Regions from separate parts of the Homo sapiens genome. Here region 2 is linked to region 1. The links are chromatin loops, found by intact Hi-C in ENCODE. Cell type or tissue: B cell. All regions are shown on one strand. Links, peaks and the distances in the headings refer to the core of each region. The heading gives the core; the rest is flanking DNA.

Region 1 (10,274 bases), core at 1,115-9,114:
ATTTAAATATAGAAGTATTTTATATTGAATATTTTTGATATAAAGTAGCATATAATTTGAACTAGAATATTGATGCTCTTTGATAGTCTAATATAAAAATAAAGTCATTTGTTAAATATCAGCTATTTAAAATTAAATGACCTTGTACTATTGTTTAACTTTTTTTTTTAATAAAGGAAAGGGATTAATGTTAGCCTATGAAGAGTTCAGATTGACTCAGAGGCTCCTTTATATTGATTATTCTACTAGTCAAATATCCTGATTTACCAGAAGACTGATGGAAGTTATTCTGTCATACTTAATGTAGCTGGAAGTAAGAATATGCCAAATGAGATTGCTTGTACATATGAAATCAATAATGAGCCTGGGATCAGTTTTTGAGGGTAAAATTAGCCTGGCCAGAGCTGCATTTTAGAAAACTTGAAGGTTGGCTATGGGATAGTCAATTGAACAAACAAAGTAGCATTTGTATCTAGATTGTTCAATTATGTAACTCAAAGTGTTTCCTTCCTCAGTATCTTGGATATTTTGGAGATGCAAAGAGTAAATACAAAAGAATATATGTGAAGTTCATTGAAAATGCAAACAAGAAGGAATATGTCAGAGTGTGTTCTAAAAAGCCAAGAAATAAACCTTCACAAACTATCAGGTATTTGTTTTCTTAGGTGATATATTTGTGCATATATATAGGTGTATTATTGATGATACCAATGTACAAAGGAGCATATCAATTAAATAGATTTTTTTTATTATACACAAGTCAAAAAATTTCAGTGCCTGATGAAATAAGTGATTCTTTTGAAGGCATGAGATGGGCACTGTAAAGCTCATGGCTATCTGTGGTGGGTGGGTGCCCTTTTCTTTTCCCTAAGTCCTTTTGGTGTCATCCCAGTATTGTGAAAAAAAATTGTAGAGGCAAAAAGTTTGAGTCCAGCTTTATGTGACTTAGAGAAGACAGCTTTCCTGAAGCTCCCTTTTTCATCTATAAAATGTAAATAATATAATGAAGTAAATTAAATTTAAAATAATTATTGATAAAAAAACTATAAGAACTACATTACTGTACAAGTGTACACAGTAGAATTATTATTGTGTATTAATGTGACTCTGGGTTGTCTGGAGCATGAATCTGGAAGATAACTGACTTGACCCTGTGGTCTGCATGAGAAGCAGGTATGACCGTAGATGTTCTTACTCCAGTGCCAAGTAGGTCCAGTTTCATTAACATTCCCACCTACTGGAAGCAGCTTACCTTATTTTTATGATGGAATTTTATCCACTCAAATCTTCAGACCTGGAAGAGAGCAAATCTTTTTTATTTGAGACAGGGTCTCACCCTGTCACTAAGGCTGCAGTGTAGTGGCATGATCACGGCACTGCAGCCTCGACCTCCCAGGCTCAGGTGATCCTCCTGCCTCAACTTCCCAAGTAGCTGGGACTACAGGTGTGCACCACTGTGCCCAGCTAATTTTTATAGGGATGGGATTTTACCATGTTGCTCAGGCTGGTCTTGAACTCTTGGGCTCAAGCAATTTGCCTGCCTCAGCCTCCCAAAATGCTGGGATTACAGGCATGAGCCACCATACCCAGCTGGCATACAGCAAATCTCGAGGGACTCTAGGACAGATGCATTTGGGTTTTTCTTTTTTTTCTTTTTTTTTCTTTTTTTTTTTTTTTTCTTTTTTTTGAGATAGAGTCTTGCTCTGTCGCCCAGGCTGGAGTGCAGCGGCGTGATCTTGGCTCACTGCAACCTCCACCTCCCGGGTTCAAGCGATTCTCCTGCCTCAGCCTCCCGAGTAGCTGGGACTACAGGCGCCCGCCACCACTCCCAGCTGGTTTTGTATTTTTAGTAGAGATGGGGTTTCACTATGTTGGCCAGGCTGGTCTTGAACTCCTGACCTCAAGTGATCCACCCACCTCAGCCTCCCAAAGTGCTAGGATTACAGGCATGAGCCACCGCGCCGCATTTGGGTTTCTACATCAAAACCTGACACCACCAGAGCCTGTGAGAGTTTCTTAGGGTCAGAGCTAGATATGGCAATTACGGTTATAACATTCATTACCTTCCTAAGCCCACTGATCATCTGTTGTACAGCCTCATAGTCTCTGGGAAATAAGTCCATAAATCAAGGAGGGCAATGAAGAAGTAGAAATAAGGACTGAACTAAAAGTCCCTTAATAACTGAATATTGAATGCTTCTGGTGAAAAGAATGTATTTTAAGAAAATTTTATGGGAATCACCATTGAGATGTATATAGGACTTGGACTGTATATTTTGAAGGTATTGGTGAGAGTAATTAGATAATCTTCTCCTGTGATTCTCTTTTATTTTTCTATTTTATTTTAGTTTAACAAGATTTCAGTGTGTTAATGAAGTTTGTTTATAACATTGCAGAACTGTTCAAGCTAAGCCAAGTAGTAGCAGTAAAACTTCTGATCCTCTAGCATCAAAAACTACAACTACAAAAGCCCCTTCCGTGAAACCCAAAGTTAAACAGCCAAAAGTAAAGGCTGAGCCACCACCAAAGAAACGGAAAAAATGGAAAGAAGAATTTTCATCATCCCAATCTGACTCATCTCCTGAGATCCATACTAGTAGTAGTGACGATGAGGGTGAGTTTTCCGTGAAATGGCTACCCTGATAACTTTAGATTATCTACATGAGTGGTGAGGAGCAGGATGCTGACAATTCAAAATGTATTTACTTTTCAGGGAATTTATCTACCTAATAAATTCTGTTTAGGTTTTTATGAAAGTAAGTTCACATTCCCTGAACATACCAACTGAAGCACAGTTGGCCCACACATGCAGCCTTGTAAATAGAAAAGGCAGAACTTACCTTAGTAATGCCAGTTATCTCAACTCTGGATAAGATGGAGGTTAGATCAGATGATTACTAAGAATCATCTAGTTCTAAACTTTTTTTTTTTTTGAGACAAGGTTTCATTCTGTCGCCCAGGCTGAAGTGCAATGGCATGATCCTAGCTCACTGCAGCCTCGAACACCTGGGCTCGTAACTCTCCTACCTCAGCCTCCAAAGTAGCTGGGACTATAGGTGTGCACCACCATGCCCAGCTAATGTTTCTTTTTAAGATATGGGCTCTTGCTTTGTCACCCAGGATGGTCTCAAACTCCTGGGCTTAAGCAGTCCTCCTGCCTTAGCCTCCCAAAGTGCTGGGATTACGGGCATGAGCCACTGCGCCCCACCTAGCATAAACATTTGAGTCTAAGTTTATGCTAGAAGAAAAGAATAACTAAGCCTAGGAAAGGGGCACTCAAATTATAATATAGTAATATATTTAATAACGTATGCCACTACATTATTTAATAAATGCTTACTACTATATATCTGCCACTAGCTAATCATGTACCTATAACGAAGGTAGGATATCCTCTCTTAGTTTTCTTGTTTTATAAAATGTAAAGGTTGAAATAATTTGTTATCAAACTTCTTGATCTTAGAACCATTTTACATTCTTAAAAATTATTGAGGATCCTAAAATGCATTTATGTAGGTATATCTATTGATATTTACTATATTAGAAATTAAAACTGAGATAGTTGTAATACATAAGAATATACCAGCACACAAAGCATGGTGTACAATATATGTAAGAAATTTCAGGTGGTTTAGTAGTGTAGTACAGAGGTTGCCAAATGTCTTGCAGACTGAATCTGACCCTCAGCCTGTTTTTATAGTTTTATTGGAACACAGCCGCATAGATTCATTTGCATATTTCCATACAGTTGCTTTCCCACTACAGTGGCAGATTTGAGTAGTTCTACAGAGACCATATGACAAAATCTAAAATATTTACCTATAGCCCTTTACAGAAAAAGGTTGCTGGCCCCTATTTTTCTAGAACATAAAGTAGAATTTAAGAAAAGAGGAAGGGATGATGAAAGACCTTGTATGCCATAATAAAGCTAAAAAGCTTGTGATCCTGTAAACAAATGAAAGTCCTTAGAGGGATTTATAAGGGGGAAACAATATGGTGAAATTTAAATTTGAATTACAAGACATAATTCAGGCATAAATTGAGTCTGAACCTAAGTAGTGGCAGCAGGGATGGAGATGAGGGGACAGTTTTGAGATATTCAGGATGTAATTTTGGCAGAACTTGAATGGTGAATTAGTTGTTGGGGCTATGGTTGAAGTTGATGTCCAGGATGGTTTCTGACATTACAAGTATCATTGCTTGAGAGATTATCTTAGAAATTATCTGATTAGAAATAGAACCATAATAAAAAAAATTCTTCAGTGCTGAAGTCTACTTTAAATTTACCGTTTTTATTTTTTATTTTTTGAGTCAAGGTCTACTCTGTTGTCTAGGCTGGACTGCAGTGGTGCACTCATGACTCACTGTAGCCTCGACCTCCCAGGCTCAAGTGATCCTCCCACCTCAGCCTCCTGAGTAGCTGGGACTACAGGTGGGCACCACCACACCCAGCTAATTTTTAAATTTTAATCTTTGTAGACACAGGGTCTCACTGTGTTGCCCAGGCCGATCTCAAACTCCTGGGCTCAAGCAATCCTCCCACTTCGGCCTCCCAAAGTGCTGGGATTATAGGCATAAGCCACTGTGCCCAGTCTAAATGTACTGTTTGTAAATGCTATTTGTGGGCAAGTGCAGTGGTGCACATCTACACACCCAGCTACTTGGGAGGCTCAGGAGAAAGGATTGCTTGATCCCAGGAGTTCAAGACCAACCTAGACAACATAGCGAGACCCCATAGCTTAAAAAAATAATAATAAAAAATAAAGCTATTTGTAAATGGTTGTTTAGAAATATATACATCAGGCTGGGCATGGTGGCTCATGCCTGCAATCCCAGCACTTTGGGAGGCTGAGGAGGGTGGATCGCCTGATGTCAGGAGTTTGAGACCAGACTGGCCAACACGGTGAAACCCTGTCTCTACTAAAAATACAAAAAAATTAGCCAGGTGTGGTGGCAGGCACCTGTAATCCCAGCTACTCAGGAGGCTGAGGCAGGAGAATCACTTGAACCCAAGAGGCAAAGGTTTCAGTAAGCCAAGATTGCGCTATTGCACTCCAGCCTTGGGCAACAAGAGCGAAACTCCATCTCAAAAAAAAGAAAAAAGAAATATATAATCAGAATAGGTAAGGAAATTCAGTGCCTTGAATATGCATAGAAGGCATTATACATAATTTTTGCAGTTAGCAGTCTTGCCTACTGCTTAGAATCAAAACGTTTGTTCTGAATTTGCTCTCAATTATAGTTTCTTCAAATGACAAGGTAACATTTTCTTCCCTTGGTAATTTGAGTGACCACTAGGTGTCACTAATAGTTAAGCAAACATTTTTAGGCCTTTTTGTTCCTTGCTTTACATTCTCAGGCTAAAGAATGTATTTAGTTCTCTTAAGAAGTCAAATATTGATAATAAACATATATTCATAGGCTGGTGATTTTCAGACTCTTTGTTTCAGGACTCCAATGGAATCTTCAAACACATTGAGGATTCCAGATACTTTGGTTTATGTGTGCTAAATCTATTGAAATTTACTAAATACCAATTCAAAGTTTTAAAATATTTATTTAAAATGAACCCATTACTTATTAATGTGAGGTGTTTTTTTTAAAACAACTATACTTTCCAAAACTAACAGTATTTAGTGAGATAAGTGCATATCTGCTTCTACATTCAGTTTGTTATTATATGTTATTTTGGCTAAAGTATCAAGAATATCCGTACTTAACTGAGAAAGCAATGGAAATACTCCTCCTGTATGTAGTTAGGAAAAGGAGGAGGATTTCAATTGCCTTCTCAGATACTCATAGATACTCCTGATACTGACAAGTAGTAGTTTCTTGAGTTTTCATGCTATTACATTAAAATCTATTGGTTTGTCTTAACTTTACATATCTCTCATCCATGCATGGTTTTATAACATTGTTCATTGGTCATGTGAAAATATTAGTTAGCTCAGTGATATAGATCTTCCAATAATTAATTTTTTTCACACTTTAAAACACTGTGGTTAAATATAAATTTGCCTTTTTAACCATTTTTAAGTGTACAATTTATTAGCATTATTTACATTCACACTGTTGTATAACCCTCACCTATATTTCCAAAACTTTTATCATCCCAAACAGAAACTGTAACCATTAAGCAACAACTACTTATTCTCTTTTTTCTCTAGCTACTGGTAACCTCTAATCTGTTTTTCCTCCAGCTACTGGTAACCTCTAACCTATTTTTTGTATTTGTGATTTTGCCCATTCTAAATATCTCATATAGGTGGAATTATACAATATTTTTCCTTCTGTGTCTGGCTTCTTTCACTTAGCAAAATGTTTTCTAGGTTCATCCATGTAAAAGCATATATCATAACTTCATTCCTTTTTATGGCTAAGTAATATTCCATTGTATGTTTACACCACATTTTATTGATGGTATTTGGGTTATTTCCTCCTTTTGGCTAACTGAATAATTGGTGTAATGAACATTGGCATACAAGTATCTAAGTTCCTATTTTCAATTTTGGAGGCATAGACCTGAAGCAGAATTGTTACTATTGTCACATAATAATCCTATGTTTAGCCTTTAGAGGAACCATCAAACTGTTTTCCACATGGTTACACCATTTTATATTCCCACCAGGAAAGCATGACGGTTCCAATTTTTCCACATCCTTTGCTAACACTTGTTATTTTCTGTTTGTGTGTGCGTCTTTTTAAAGTCATCCTAGCAAGTGTGAAGTGGTATCTCATTGTGGTTTCAGTTTGAATTTTTCTAGTGACTAATGATGTTGAGCATTTTTTCCATGTCCTGAGCATTTTTTCTATGTCCTTATTGGCCATTTGTATATCTTCTTTGGAGAAATGTCTATTCAGATCCTTTGCCCATTTTAAACTGGGTTATTTGTCTTTTTGTTGTTAAGTTGTAGGAGTTTTTTAATATATTCTGGATATTAAACCCTTAATCAGATACATAATTTGAAAATGTTTCCTCCCATTTTGTAGGTTGTCTTTTTCACTTTCTTGATAATATCCTTTGATGCACAAAAGTTTTAAATTTGGATGAAGCCCAATTTACTTATTTTTTCTTTTGTTACTCAGCTTTTGTTCACATAGAATCCATTGCCAAATCCAAGGACATATTTACTCCTACATTTTCTTCTAAGAGTTTTATGGTTCTAGCTCTTAAGGTCAGATATTTCATTTTACACTATCAAAAAATAGCACTCATCAATTCTATGAATGATCTCATTAATGAAGTCTTTACAAATTGGGAAGCTCAGACTCACAGTGGGGATAGAAGATGTCCAGAACTCTAATTTTCACTTGAAATCTCAAATTTTATCATTGGCAACAAATACCATCAGTTGTTTTCCTTGAATGAGCAGATTCTCTTAATTTATTTTTAAGAATAAATTAAGGTCTGCCAAATACCCAAGTCTGGATAGGCATAGTGTATCTGTCAGTCATTCTTTCAAATAAAAATCTTGTTTTCTTGGGGGAAAGAATGGCTAGTTTATCTTGTAACTCACACAACTGTATGGGTGCTCCTCCTGGTCATACCCATTATATTTATGCAGAAGTGCTTTATGTGTACCTGCTATTTCATCACACAGAATATTAAAAAGACATCTATTCAAGAATAGAAATTTCATAAAATTAATAATTACTTCTTCGTCAAGGACTATTAATTTTTATTTTGTTTTATCTTTTTTTGAGACAAGGTCTCACTCTGTCACCCAGGCTGGAGTGCAGTGGTACAAACAAGGCTCACTGCAACCTCAATATCCCAGGCTCATGTGATCCTCTCACCTCAGCCTCCTGGGTATCTGGGACTACAGGCGCTAATTTTTTTGTATTTTTTAGTAGAGACAAGGTTTTTCCATGTTGCCCAGGCTCTGTTTGTTTGTTTGTTTGAGACGGAGTCTCGCACTATCGTCCAGGCTGGAGTGCAGTGGCGCGATCTCGGCTCACTGCACCGCCTCCCAGGTTCAAGCGATTCTCCTGCCTCAGCCTCCCGAGTAGCTGGGATTACAGGCGCCCGCCATCATGCCTGGCTACTTTTTTGTATTTTTAGTAGAGATGGGGTTTCACTATGTTGGCCAGGTTGGTCTTGAATGCTTGACTTCGTGATCCACCCGCCTCGGCCTCCCAAAATGCTGGGATTACGTGCATGAGCCACCGCATCCAGCCTTGCCCAGGCTCTTTTTAAATTTTGTATATTTAGAGAGAGGTCTCACTCTGTCACCCAGGCTGGAGTGCATGGTGTAATCATAATTCACTGTAACCTCAAACTTCTGGCACAAGCAATCTTCTCACCTCGGTCCCCCAAGTAGCTAGGACTGACTACAGGTATGCACCACCATGCCCAGCTAATTTTAAAGTTTTTTGTAGAGACTGGGTCTTACTATGTTGCCCAAGCTAGTTTTAAACTCCTGGCCTCAAGCCATTGTCCTGCTTCAGCCTTCCAGAGTGCTGGGATTATAGGCATGAGTCACCTCACCTGGCCCTAAGACTGTTCTGGTTGTTAATTAAGAGATGGGGTCTTATTCTATCACCAGCAGGAGTAGAGTGGCACCTTTTTAGCTCACTGCAGCCTTGAACTCCTGGGCTCAAACAGTCCTCCTACTTCAGGCCCCCAAGCAGCTAGTACTACAGGCGCATGCCACCACACCTAGCTAACTTAAAATTTTTTTTTGTAGAGACAGGATCTCACTATATTGCCTGGGCTGGTCTTGAACTCCTGACCTCAAGCAATCTTCCCACTTTGGCCTCCCAAAGTGCTGGTATTATAGGTGTGAGCCACCATGCCCAGCCCCTAGGACTATTCCTAAGTGAAACTTTTTCCCCCTCCAAATACATGGTAGTGAGTGACATGACAAAGTCATGCAAAGTATATTACTGTTAGTACAGTTTGTTGTCATTGCCTTGATTCGTGGGGTAAGGCACCATCAATTTTACCCAGTAGTAGTTTTGCAAATGGCAATGCAGTGAAGAAAGTACATAGTATCTTAATATTATCATGAAAACAGTTTTGATATCAGAGACCACCAAAAGGGTCTTGGGGTCCCCCCTGGGGTACAGTTACTTTAACAGCTGCTATTTAAAATACATACACCTACTATAGGCCAGGCACGGTGGCTTACAGCTAATCTCAGCACTTTCAGAGGCTGAGACAGGAGGATCACTTGAGGCTGAGAGTTCAAGACCAGCCTGGGCAACATAGTGAAACCCTATCTCTAAGAAAAAAAAAAAACACCATATATATATATATATATATATACACACACACACACACACACACACACACACACACACACACACATACACACACATAAACGCACACTATATACCCACAACATTAAAAATATTTTAAAAACTGCTATTTAAGGGTGTGACTTGATTATATATTTGAATACAAAAAGTCAAAATTGAAACAAACTTTTTTTTTTTAGATGGAGTCTTGCTATATTGACCAGGCTGGTCTTGAACTCCCAGGCTCAAACAATCCTCCCACCTCAGCCTCCCAAGTAGCTGGGACTACAGGTGTGCACCACTGCACCCAACAAGTTAATGTCATAGTTCTTTCCATTGGATTTGAATGAAATTTTCTCTGTGCACAGGCTGTGTTTACATTAAAATGATTTTTTTCTTTTTTTCTTTTTCTTTATGAGACAGGGTCTTTACTCTGTTTCCCATGCTTGAGTGCAGTGGCGCAGTCACAGTTCTCTGCAGTCTCAACCTCCGGGACTCAAGCAATCCTCCCGCCTCAGCCTCTTGAGTAGCTGGGAATAGTGGTACATGCCACCACACACGTGGCTAATTTATATTTTTTTTAATTGAAACGATGTCCCACTATGTTGCCCAAGCTGGTCTCAAACTCCTGGGCTCAAGCAGTCCTCCCACCTTGGCCTCCCAAAGTGTTGGGATTACAGGCACGTGCCACTGCACCTGCCATACTTTAAACATTTTTAATACATCCTAGGCAAGAATTTTATAGTAATTTATGTCTAGGAATAAAAAGGAAATCTATGTATTACTCATACATTGGATGTCATACAATTTCTTTACTACTAAACAGAGAAACCATCAAGACTACAGTAGCACCACCTAGCAGCAGATGTCTGTGGTGGGATCCAGCAGAAGACAAATAGTTTCTTACCCAGTCTACTTTTTCTGGTGTTGGGCTTCAGAATCACCTAGGAAGGGCCAAGCGTGGTGGCTCACGCCTGTAATCCCAACACTTTGGTAGGCTGAGGCAGGCAGATCACCTGAGGTCAGGAGTTCAA
Region 2 (10,274 bases), core at 715-8,714, 370 kb after region 1:
TGCGGAAGCTTTTGGGAAGCTAGTTGTGGCAGCTGTGAAAGTGTGCCACTCAGAATCCCCTTCAAGAGAGTCCCCTGTGTAGAGCAGCTGGCTGAGAGCCTCCAGCTGCTGCACCTTCAGATGTGCTGCAGTGCTCAGGCTGAGGCCATACTTCCTTTGGGCCCCTTCCCACCAATGACCAGGCACAGTGTGGGGCACTAGAGTTGGGCTATTCTTGCTTGATGGGAGGCTCCTCATACAGATAATGTTTGCTTAGGGACTTGGTATTGGCCTATCCGAGACTTTCTCATAACTGCACTGCTGTGGGAGGTTCTTTGTACCTAACTACTCCTTTGCCTCTCTTCTTCCACCCTCAGACCCTGCTCAAGTTTCTCCTCACCTCCTTCTGCTTCCTCTGCCTGTATGCTGCCCAGGCATCTTCCCCAGCAAATTTCTGGTGTATCTAATTTGCTTCTCAGAGGATCTGAACTAATGCAATAATAGATAGTGAACTTGTATAAAACTCCCAGTTAAAACTCTTTTGTATTTTAAAATGGGAAACTTGAATTTGCTTCTGTGAGTGTAACTTTTGTATCTCAGGTTTTATGTTTGAGTGGCTATGTGCAATTCCTGATCAAGATTTTGTAAAGATGACTCTGTATTCTTGTTGTCACCATCAGTTAGAAACTTGACTTATTCATTAAATGGTAGCACATGGCAGAAGGAATTTGTTGCTCTTTGTCTGACAGAAACTCTTTTCTTACTGTTAACAGAATTAAAATGATTTCAGTCTCTTTAAGTGGTATATCTTAGGTGCTGTTATTGTTACTTTCCTTTATTGCCAAATGCGATACTGAAAAGTTCTACACCGAAAAATTTCAAATCCTATGAAGAATTTTCCATATTAAATATTTCAAAATAATCATAAAACTTTTATACACACAGTAATAGGCCTATCATTAGTCTTACTGATTTTTGTTTTGCATTCAGATTAGTATATGGTTAACATTGGTAGTGAATCTCATTTCCACGCCGTACTTTCAAAACTGCATTTTTGCTTTGAATCTTTTTTAGTATAGGTTAATATATGCTCTTTATAAACTCTTGTGCCCCGTTCTCTTTCTTTCTGCCTAGACTTCTGTATTTGAAGGCCTAGTCCAAAACCAGACCGTACTCTGATACTTTTCTTTGTGTGACTCAACCTGTGTTGAAATGATTTATTTGAGAAATGTTTACTGAATGCATATTCTTTACAAGGTTCTAGGTACACAAATAATGAACAAAAAGGGATAAGGTCTCCATCTTTGATAGCTTTTTTTGGTACAATATTGTGAATATATAGGATTAATAACAGTGCAGCTTCCTTTTTTTATCTTTCTACAACACGTTTTAGCATTTGATTATACCTAAATATAATTAATGTGTATACATCCATACACACACTTGAATATTTTGTCAAAAGAATGAAAACTTCTTATAACCATGTTTTGAAGATCTTTTATACCTCATAGAATCTCCCCGTGGCTCTTGTTTTCAACAAATGCCTGTGGATTGGTTAAGGTTCTACTGAATCTTAAGTATTATTTACAGCAGAGATGGGGCCAGGAGTAGAATATTCACTGGACAGATCCCAAGTCTGTAGTAGAAAACAGCTTGTTCATTATCCTCTGAATTTCCTTTGCCAGAAGAGTTGTAGGGAAGAAATGGGGTGGTCCTCCCATTGGTCTAACTTCTTGAGTGTAAGGCTTTGGTTCTCAACTTTGGCTATATGTTGAAGCCACTCTTGATTCCTAAGTCTAATCCCCAGGGTTTCTGATTTAATTGGTGTAGGGTGTGGCCAGGACCAAATAATTGTAATGTGTAGCCAAGATTGAGAACCACTGCCTTAGGAGATGACAACCCCCAGTCTCAGTTAAGAAATTAGCAGGCTTATTTTGCTTAACTCTAGGTAATATACGTACTGAGAAGGTCTGGGAACCATCCCAATAGTAATGAGGATCCATAGCTCCCTGATCTTTGTTTCAAAGGTCTATTCTATACGAAAAGATACCAGAGATCCTCAGAGAAATAGCTGTTTTTAGGACTGGAGCAGGGAAAGAACAAGATGTGCCTGGAATATCTTGCTGTGTCAGAAAGCAAAGAAATAATCAGAGATTATTGTCAGAAGAACATAAAAGTCTGAGGGAGTTATGACTGGTCAAATCTGGGATTTTTTTTTTTTTCCCCCGAGACAGAGCCTGGCTCTGTCCCTCAGGCTGGAGTGCAGTGGCACAATCTCAGCTCACTGCAGCTTGGACCTCCTGGGCTCAAGTGACCCTTCCACCTCAGTCTCCCAAATAGCTGGGACTACAGGTGCGGACCATCACCCTGGCTAATTAAAAAAAATTTTTTCTTTTTTTGGAGAGATGAGGTCTCATTATGTTGCCCAGGCTGATCTGGAACTCTTGGGCTCAAGCAATCCTACCATGTTGGCCTCCCAAAGTGCTGGGATTACAGGTGTGAGCTACCACGCCAAATCTGGGAAAATCTGAGAATCAAAATAAGTAATTATAGTCATGGATTATAACTCATTGAACAAAGTAGGAATCCTTTAATCTGTACTCATACAGGTAAATAAATGAAAAAAATGAAAGTTTGATAAGAAATGGATTATTTATATAGTTTCAATTTGAGATCCCACAAAATACTTAATTAGAAAGAGAAAAGTAGGAACTTAGTAGTAGAGAAATATAGCAGACATCATGTGATCAAAGTAAAAATTATTAGTAATGGAACATATCAGAATTGCATGCCTAATAAGATACAATGAGAAAACATGATCACTTCTGTGATGTTCCTCTGAATCTAATTATGAGGAAACATCAGACAAACCCACACTGAGGGACGTTTCTTCAAATATCTGTCCTGTAATATGTTATACAAAGGTCATGGAAATCTAGACAAAACTTAGGAATTATTCCATATTGAAAAAGACTGAAAGAGATAGGACAACTAGATGCAATGCATGATCCTGAGTTGGATCCTTTTGCCAAAAAGGACGGTATTAGTATAATTGGCCAAACTTAAATGGAGTCTGAAGCTTAGAAGGTGGAGATGTATCAGAGTTCATTTCTTGATTTTGATGATTGTATTGTGGTTATGTAGGAGAATATTCTTCTTTGTAGGAACTATAAAGTATACAGATATTTGGCAAGTTATTCTCGGGTGATTTAAGGAAAAAATATGTACTGTTCTTGCAACTTCTCTGTAAGATTGAGATTGTTTTAAAATTAAACACATGCACACTAATCTAGGATAACTGTGATCCATATGACTTCTTTGGAATTACACAGCTGTACATGGAGTCTGTCTTAGAACATGAATCTTCTCAAGGGAAATCCATATGAAGGTGCAACATAATTTATCTAGGAATAATATGTTTCTTGGAGTACATTTCCCAAATGACCAAACACTTTTAAGTGCTGAAATGCTTTTTAACTATGTTGTTATATGCTGTATACTTGTCTGCCTTTTAAGACAGAATACACTGAATTTAGTTTAATCTCTTGGATGACTAATGGCTCCAATTAGGTAAATATTTATTACTGTATTCTGAAGTAATATCTAGGTCTAGATTCACTTTTAGCCTTTGAGGATTTTGCTTTGTTTTTGTTTTCTCTCTCAATGTCTGGTTTTCAGTTCTGCTGATGTCATAGTATGTATTTAATAGTTTGCCAGTTCTCTTCCTATTGTGTTATTTCTGATCTGCTGTAGTCTTAAAAACAAGATGTATGTTTTTCCTTTTTCAAAAAATGTTATGTTAGTAAAACTATAAGGGAAAAGGATTACAGTGGAAGAGACTTTATTATAGAAATGTTGTACTCATAGTACCCCTTTCAGATTAATTCAGGATTATGTCTAGGTTTCAAAGAGTTCTGAAATAGTGAAGAGTTCCTATACATAGAATGTGATACCTCTGTCATTTTACCAACTTCCTAGAATGCCAGTTGAAATTAGGTAATTTTAGAGAAAAACCACCCTGATTTTTGTTTTAATTTTAAATTTCAGAGCTCCAGAGATTATATTGGGGTTGCCATTTTGTGAAGCCATAGACATGTGGTCATTGGGATGTGTGATTGCAGAATTATTTCTTGGATGGCCGCTCTACCCAGGAGCCTTGGAGTATGATCAGGTAACAAATAATGATAATCTAATAGAATTGGTAAAAAGTAAAGAATAATAACAGACTTACAGGAACACATGGCTGCAGGTGTACAATACACTGGAAAGTCTTTTTAACATAAAGTGGCAGAATCTGGGATCTTGTAGAATTGATTTTGAAAACTGTTTTATAATGCTGAAGTAAGTTTTCATAAAGTTACAGCCTATAGAATCTCAAAACCAGTTTTGTAAAATTATTGGGAAAATTTTATACTGTAAACATATAAAAGGTTGGATTGTGTGTCCATTTAATTAATTGTGCTTTGCTTGGGTGACAAACTTTGATGTGTGAAACGTCAGCCCCTCCCAAGGCATAAAAGCTCCTAAAAGGCGTTATAACTTTTGGTCTTAAACCAACTGCCATTATTGGTGTTTTAAATACCTCAGTAACTTGAACTCTTCTCAGTCTTTTTAGCTGTTTTGAGTGGTGCTGAAATTCTCTTTTAGCACTGTTTAATGATTCTCGGTAGAATTCAGCAAATTACCTTATTAAGCACACTTTTCATGGTAGTTTTCAGGTATATTCATTAGCCTTTCTGTACTATTAAACAGTGTTGTGTGCTAGTAGTCTTAAATATTAATACCAAGATTATTTTTTGGAGAAACTGCCATCTTATTTATTATTCTTTGAGTATCTTTGAGATAATGTACTCAACTCATTCTAATAGAAAATGCTAGTCAAAATCAACAAAGTAGTTACATTAATTTTGTCATTCTGATTAGTGAATATTTTTATTTAGATGATATTTAACTTTCAAGCAAGAAAAAATAGAAAATAGAAGAATTTAAAGCACCTATTACATAATCATGATTATAGCCTTGTATTTTAGGGCTATTTTCTCTATCAAGAGGAAAAAGAGAGGTAATTAATTTAGGTGACTTAAATGTTCCTGAGATGACTCTGTCATTTAATACTGATTATTAGATTAGATGTTATCATTGACTTTAATCTCTTGTCATCATCCATGAACCTTCCCTTTTAGGTTAGGTTTTCCATATTCTCTACCTTCCCTCCTCCATGTTCAGAATTCCACTGGGTTTCTGTAAAATTTTCCATACATCCTGTCTTCTTTCAGCTTTCTACCCAATTACTAGCTTTGATACAGATGCAAGACTACCGTCAGTTCTGAACGAGTTAGTAATTGAATCAGAGTCCCATAATCCTTTAGCTGTTGGAATACTGAGGCACCAGTAAAATGCTAGAAATACACCCTTGGCTTTGTAGATTAGCCTATGGCATGCATACCGCCCTGGAGCAGGACACCCTCTAGTGGCAATTTCAAGTTGATTTGTTATTATACTCGATTAGGACTTCACAGTTCATCTTGGACAACTGATATTAGTATTGAAAAGGACCCCAGAGATTACCCAGTAACTGCCCCCTTTTCATTTTATAAAGGAGAAAACTGAGGCCCAGAAAAATGAATTCACTTGTCAAAAGTCACAATAGTAATTTTAAAGACAAAGCCTTGACCAAAACTCAGTTTTTCTAAATTTTATAATGAATGTTTGTTTTTTTTAAACTAAACTTGGAACAGGTATTATCTGATCCAGATTGACAATGTTTTCAGGATGTATATTACCAAAGGGATTAAAAAAAGTCATTGGCCCTTGGCATATAGCATCAATAGTCTCACAGTTCAGTGGGGTTTTTTTGTCTTTGTTTGTTTTTCTTTTTTCTTTTGAGATGAAGTCTTGCTCTGTCGCCCAGGCTGGAGTGCAGTGGCGTGATCTCAGCTCACTGCAACATCCGCCTCCCGGATTCAAGCGATTCTTCTGCCTCAGCCTCCTGAGTAGCTGGGATTACAGGCACACACCACCATGCCCGGCCAATTTTTGTATTTTTAGTAGAGATGGGGTTTCACCATGTTGGCCAGGCTGGTCTCGAACTCTTGACCTTGTGATTTGCCTGCCTCAGCCTCCCAAAGTGTTGGGATTACAGGCGTGAGCCACTGTGCCCCGCCCACAGTTCAATGTTTTAAAATATTTTACAAAATACATGAATGCAAAGCAAATAAATTGTAGTGATTTTGTGGGCGTCTTTGTTTTGGCCCTAATCTGGGACTTTAAGCTCATTTTCAAGCATGGTATTTGTTATAAAGGCTTTGATAAATTTTGATAATTTTTTTTTTTTTCCCTATCAGTCTTAACTTGGTTTAGGACTTTCAAGTGCTTTTTTTTTTGCACTTGTTAAAATGTTCACATATGTTTTTCTTTTTTCTTTTTCTTTTTCTTTTTTGAGACAGGGTCTCACTCTGTCGCCCAGGCCTGAGTGCAGTGGTTCCATCTCGGCTCACTGCAACCTCCGCCTCATAGGTTCAAGCAATTTTTCCACCTCAGCCTCCTTAGTAGCTGGGACTACAGGTGTGTGCCACCATGCCTGGCTAATTTTTTATTTTTAGTAGAGATGGGGTTTCATCATATTGACGAGGCAGGTCTTAAACTCCTGATCTCAAATGATCCACCCACCTTGGCCTCCCAAAGTGTTGGGAATACAGGCAAGAGCCACTGCGCCTGGCCACATATGTTTCTCAGAACAGCTTTAGTCTGTTTATTAATGTGTTTGACTTTCATAGATTTTCCCCATCTCGCTAGATTGTGATCACCTAATGTTAGGATGTGAAAGGGCCACCAGTAGGGTATGTCTCTCTCTATTATCTGTTCCTTATTCCAGTAATCAGCTGCCTAGATATACTTGGACACCCCAACTGGGGAGTTGGTATTTTTTTTAGACAGGGTCTCAGTCTGTCATCTAGGCTGGAATGCAGTGGCATGATCATAGCTCACTGCAGTCTTGAACTACTGGGCTCGAGGAATCCTCCTACCTCAGGCTGTGCCCAGTAGCTGGGGATACAGGTGTGCACCAGCATGCCTGACTCATTTTTAATTTTTTGTAGAGATGGGGTCTCTTTCTCTATGTTGCCCAAGCTGGTCTCAAAGTCCTGGGCTTAAGCCATCCTCCCGCCTGGACCTCCAGACATGCTGGGATTACAGGTGTGAGCCACTGCACCTGGCCTGGCAGTTTTTTTCTAATTATTATTTTTTGCCTTACAGTGGCAGTGCAGTGGGCAATAGTAATATTAACTAATTAATGCTTACTGAGCTCTTTTATGTACTAGGAACTGCTGTTAACACTTTATATTAACTCATTTAATGCTCGTAACAACCCTATGAAGTACACACTACTGTTGCCTCCATTTTATAGATGTAAACTAAAGAGTTCTTAACAGTATATCATATTCTTCTTTAGAGACAGAGTCTTTCTCTGTTGCCCTGGATGGAGTGCAGTGGCAGGATCATGGTTTACTGCAAAGTTGAACTCGTGGGCTCAAGTGGTCCTCCTGCCTAGGCCTCCCAAAGTGTTGCAATAACAGGCACGAGCCACCGCGCCTGGCCAAATTATTATATTTTTAAAAGCCAAATTTGAGTCAGCAGGAAAAATATTCAAAGTATTTTAATTCTTCATTATAGGGTTTGTGTTCTAGCCCTTTAATCATATTTATCATGTCTTAAAACCTTTCCAATGCCATTTTCTCTTTGGATTTTAGATTCTGTAAGTAGACACTGACCGTGTTGAAAATTTATAATTTCATATTTTCTTGTATGTGCATTTTATTTCCGTTTATATAGACATCTATATTTAGTGTGTGTGGTTAGGGAAGATCCTACCCACCAATTGTTACAGTGCGTGAATCCCTTCCTGTCTTGATTGTAGATAAACTGTCTTATTAGTGTTCTATTTACAGGACTTATATTTACTAGGGACATATCAAAAGTATTCTAGGGAATTAAGGACTATTTTATGGATGGATGGATGGTTGAATGGATGAATGGATGGATAGACGGATGGACAATAGTTGGTAAATGTTCATTATTTCTCCAAAATGTTTGTTGGAGTTTAGATAGAATGTTATCCAGAACAACTAAGAGTCTGACTTTATATTCAAATTATATTTGGTAATTTCAAGTCTTATGTAAGAAAAATAAAGTTCACTATTTCAACTGCAGAGAAAATAAATCTTTCAAGATTTCTATTTTTGTCAGGCTATTTAGCAAAGAGACCCACACAAGCTGGCCCAAATAAGGGGACATTTATTTATATGTGTGGATGTATTAGGCCATTTGCATTGCTATAAAGGAATACCTGAGTAATTTATAAAGAAAAGAGATTTAATTGGCTCACAGTTCTGCAGGCTGTACAAGCAGGGCTCCAGCATGTGCTTCTGGTGAGGGTCTTAGGTAGCTTACAATCATGGCAGAAGGGAAGGGGAGCAGGCGTTTCACATGGTGAGAATAGGAGCAAGAGATGGGGGAGATGGGTACTACACACCTTGAAACAACCAGATCTTGAGAGAACTCACTGTTGGGGGGACAGCACCAAGCCATTCATGAGGTATCGGCCCCTATTACCCAAACACCTCCCACCAGGCCCTACCTCCAACACTGGGGATTATATTTCAACATGAGATTTGGAGGGGACAAACATTCAAACTATATCAGTGGACTATCACAAGGATCTAAGAATGGAACTATAATATGACTGGGATTTGTGAAGTATGGAATTGAAGGTGCTTTTCAAAGTAAGGCGACACGAGAGGAATTAACAGATGTTGGTAGAACTTCACTGGTACTGGACCATCAGTGTGACTTGGCTGTTCTTCAAGTGCCTTTGTCTATTCTGATCTGAGTTTCTGCTCACCTTACCTTTGATTAGGTTTCATGACCATAAAACTCCGGCTCTACCTAATAACCCTTTAGCTCATCCCCCAAGAGTCATTGGTATTTCTTAGTTCACATTTCTGACATAGTTAATCTGATTGACTTAGTTTTTTTCTAGTTGAGTTCATGAGGCCAGTTTAGAATTATGTGTCAGATTCCCATTCTTCATCCACTGGAGATGGAGGAAGGCAAATATATTTATATATTAGGGGTTCTAGATGGAACATTTTTCTCTTCAAAAGACTGGGCAGACAGTATGACAAGTAATAAACTCAGATTTTCACTGGCCACTTTTGTTTGTTTGTTTGTTTTTTGTTTTACAGAGCCATCTCAACTCCTGAGGTACATTAATTGCTCTATTCTCTTTGCTTTTTTAGCACTTTGTTTTCTTCTTCACAATGGCTTACTAGCTTAATTGCAGATTATATGCTTAAATATTTTTCTGTTCTACTGAATTGTGCTTTTGAAGATTGGCACCATATTTATCTACATGTCTTTAGCATCTAGCAAATAATAGATGCTCTGTTTGTTGAAATTGAATTGTTGATGGCTTTTCTGTCTGATGCAGCATCTAGGCACCAAACTCTTAGTACTTTTTCCTTCCATTTTTCTGTTTCCTTAAAATAAGGAAGTTAGCTACTTAGTGGGTGGGAGGTGGGGAGAAAGAACAGCACTTTAACGAAATGAAGCCAGTTTGTAATGTGGAAGTTTTCGTTGTCATTTTATATAAAATTGGGGATACAAATGTGGATAAAACAGACTGTTATTGGAAGGCACACAATCTAGTAGGGAAAACAGACATGTAAAAAATTGTAATATAGTTATAATAATTATAAATGCATGTTCTAGGTGTGATGATAGCACAGAGTAGAGTAATTACCTCTGCTTGGCATCGTCAGGGATGGCTTTATAGAGGAGAAGATTCTTGAGCTGAGTCTTGAAGAAGGAATAGTAGAAGTTTGTCTTGTGGATTTGGTGAAAGGGGGAATATGTATGTTGGATAAGTAGAAGTTCGAGAACAATATAGGAAAGAGAAACTGGCCCATGTGGTTCGACATGGTGCCAGTTGGTGCCGAAGTACCAGGAGAATATAAAAGGGCAGGGAATATATATAGTTGGAGGGCCTGTTTGCTAGGGTTAGAGGTCTGGAATTGATCCTCTAGGTCAGGGGTGTCTAGCCTTTTGGCTTCCCTGGGCCACATTGGAAGAAGAAAAATTGTCTTGGGCCACACATAAAATACACTAAAATTAATGATAGCTGATGAGCTTTAAAAAAAAAAAAATCACAAAAAAATCTCATAATGTCTTAAGAAAGTTTACAAATTTGTATTGGACCTCATGCAGCCCCTGGGCCGGGACTTCTGGTTGGACAAGCT

The links. Peaks named below come from ENCODE experiments on the same cell type or tissue, not always from the same donor. Only the 100,000 strongest peaks of a DNase experiment are listed, where the experiment ranks them.
Region 2: it touches region 1 in a loop (12-fold over the local background); 23 of 110 quality-filtered maps call a loop at or near these places.

What each region holds. Positions count from the first base shown.
Region 1 is chr11:32,955,473-32,965,746 of GRCh38, forward strand. It overlaps QSER1 (glutamine and serine rich 1), which reads left to right. Exons shown (of 13, transcript NM_001076786.3): 7 at 516-649; 8 at 2,397-2,614. It overlaps LOC105376615 (a long non-coding RNA gene), which reads right to left. Exons shown (of 4, transcript XR_931167.2): 3 at 1,253-1,294; 4 at 866-982. Among named protein-coding and RNA genes, the nearest start is that of DEPDC7, 55 kb to the right of the region's middle. In B cell, for the core only: CTCF peaks have their summits at 5,281 (motif pointing right) and 5,485; a DNase peak (open chromatin) is centred at 5,299.
Region 2 is chr11:33,324,484-33,334,757 of GRCh38, forward strand. HIPK3 (homeodomain interacting protein kinase 3) reads left to right here. Exons shown (of 17, transcript NM_005734.5): 3 at 4,027-4,150. Among named protein-coding and RNA genes, the nearest start is that of KIAA1549L, 46 kb to the right of the region's middle. In B cell, for the core only: CTCF peaks have their summits at 5,431 (motif pointing left) and 5,631; a DNase peak (open chromatin) is centred at 5,448.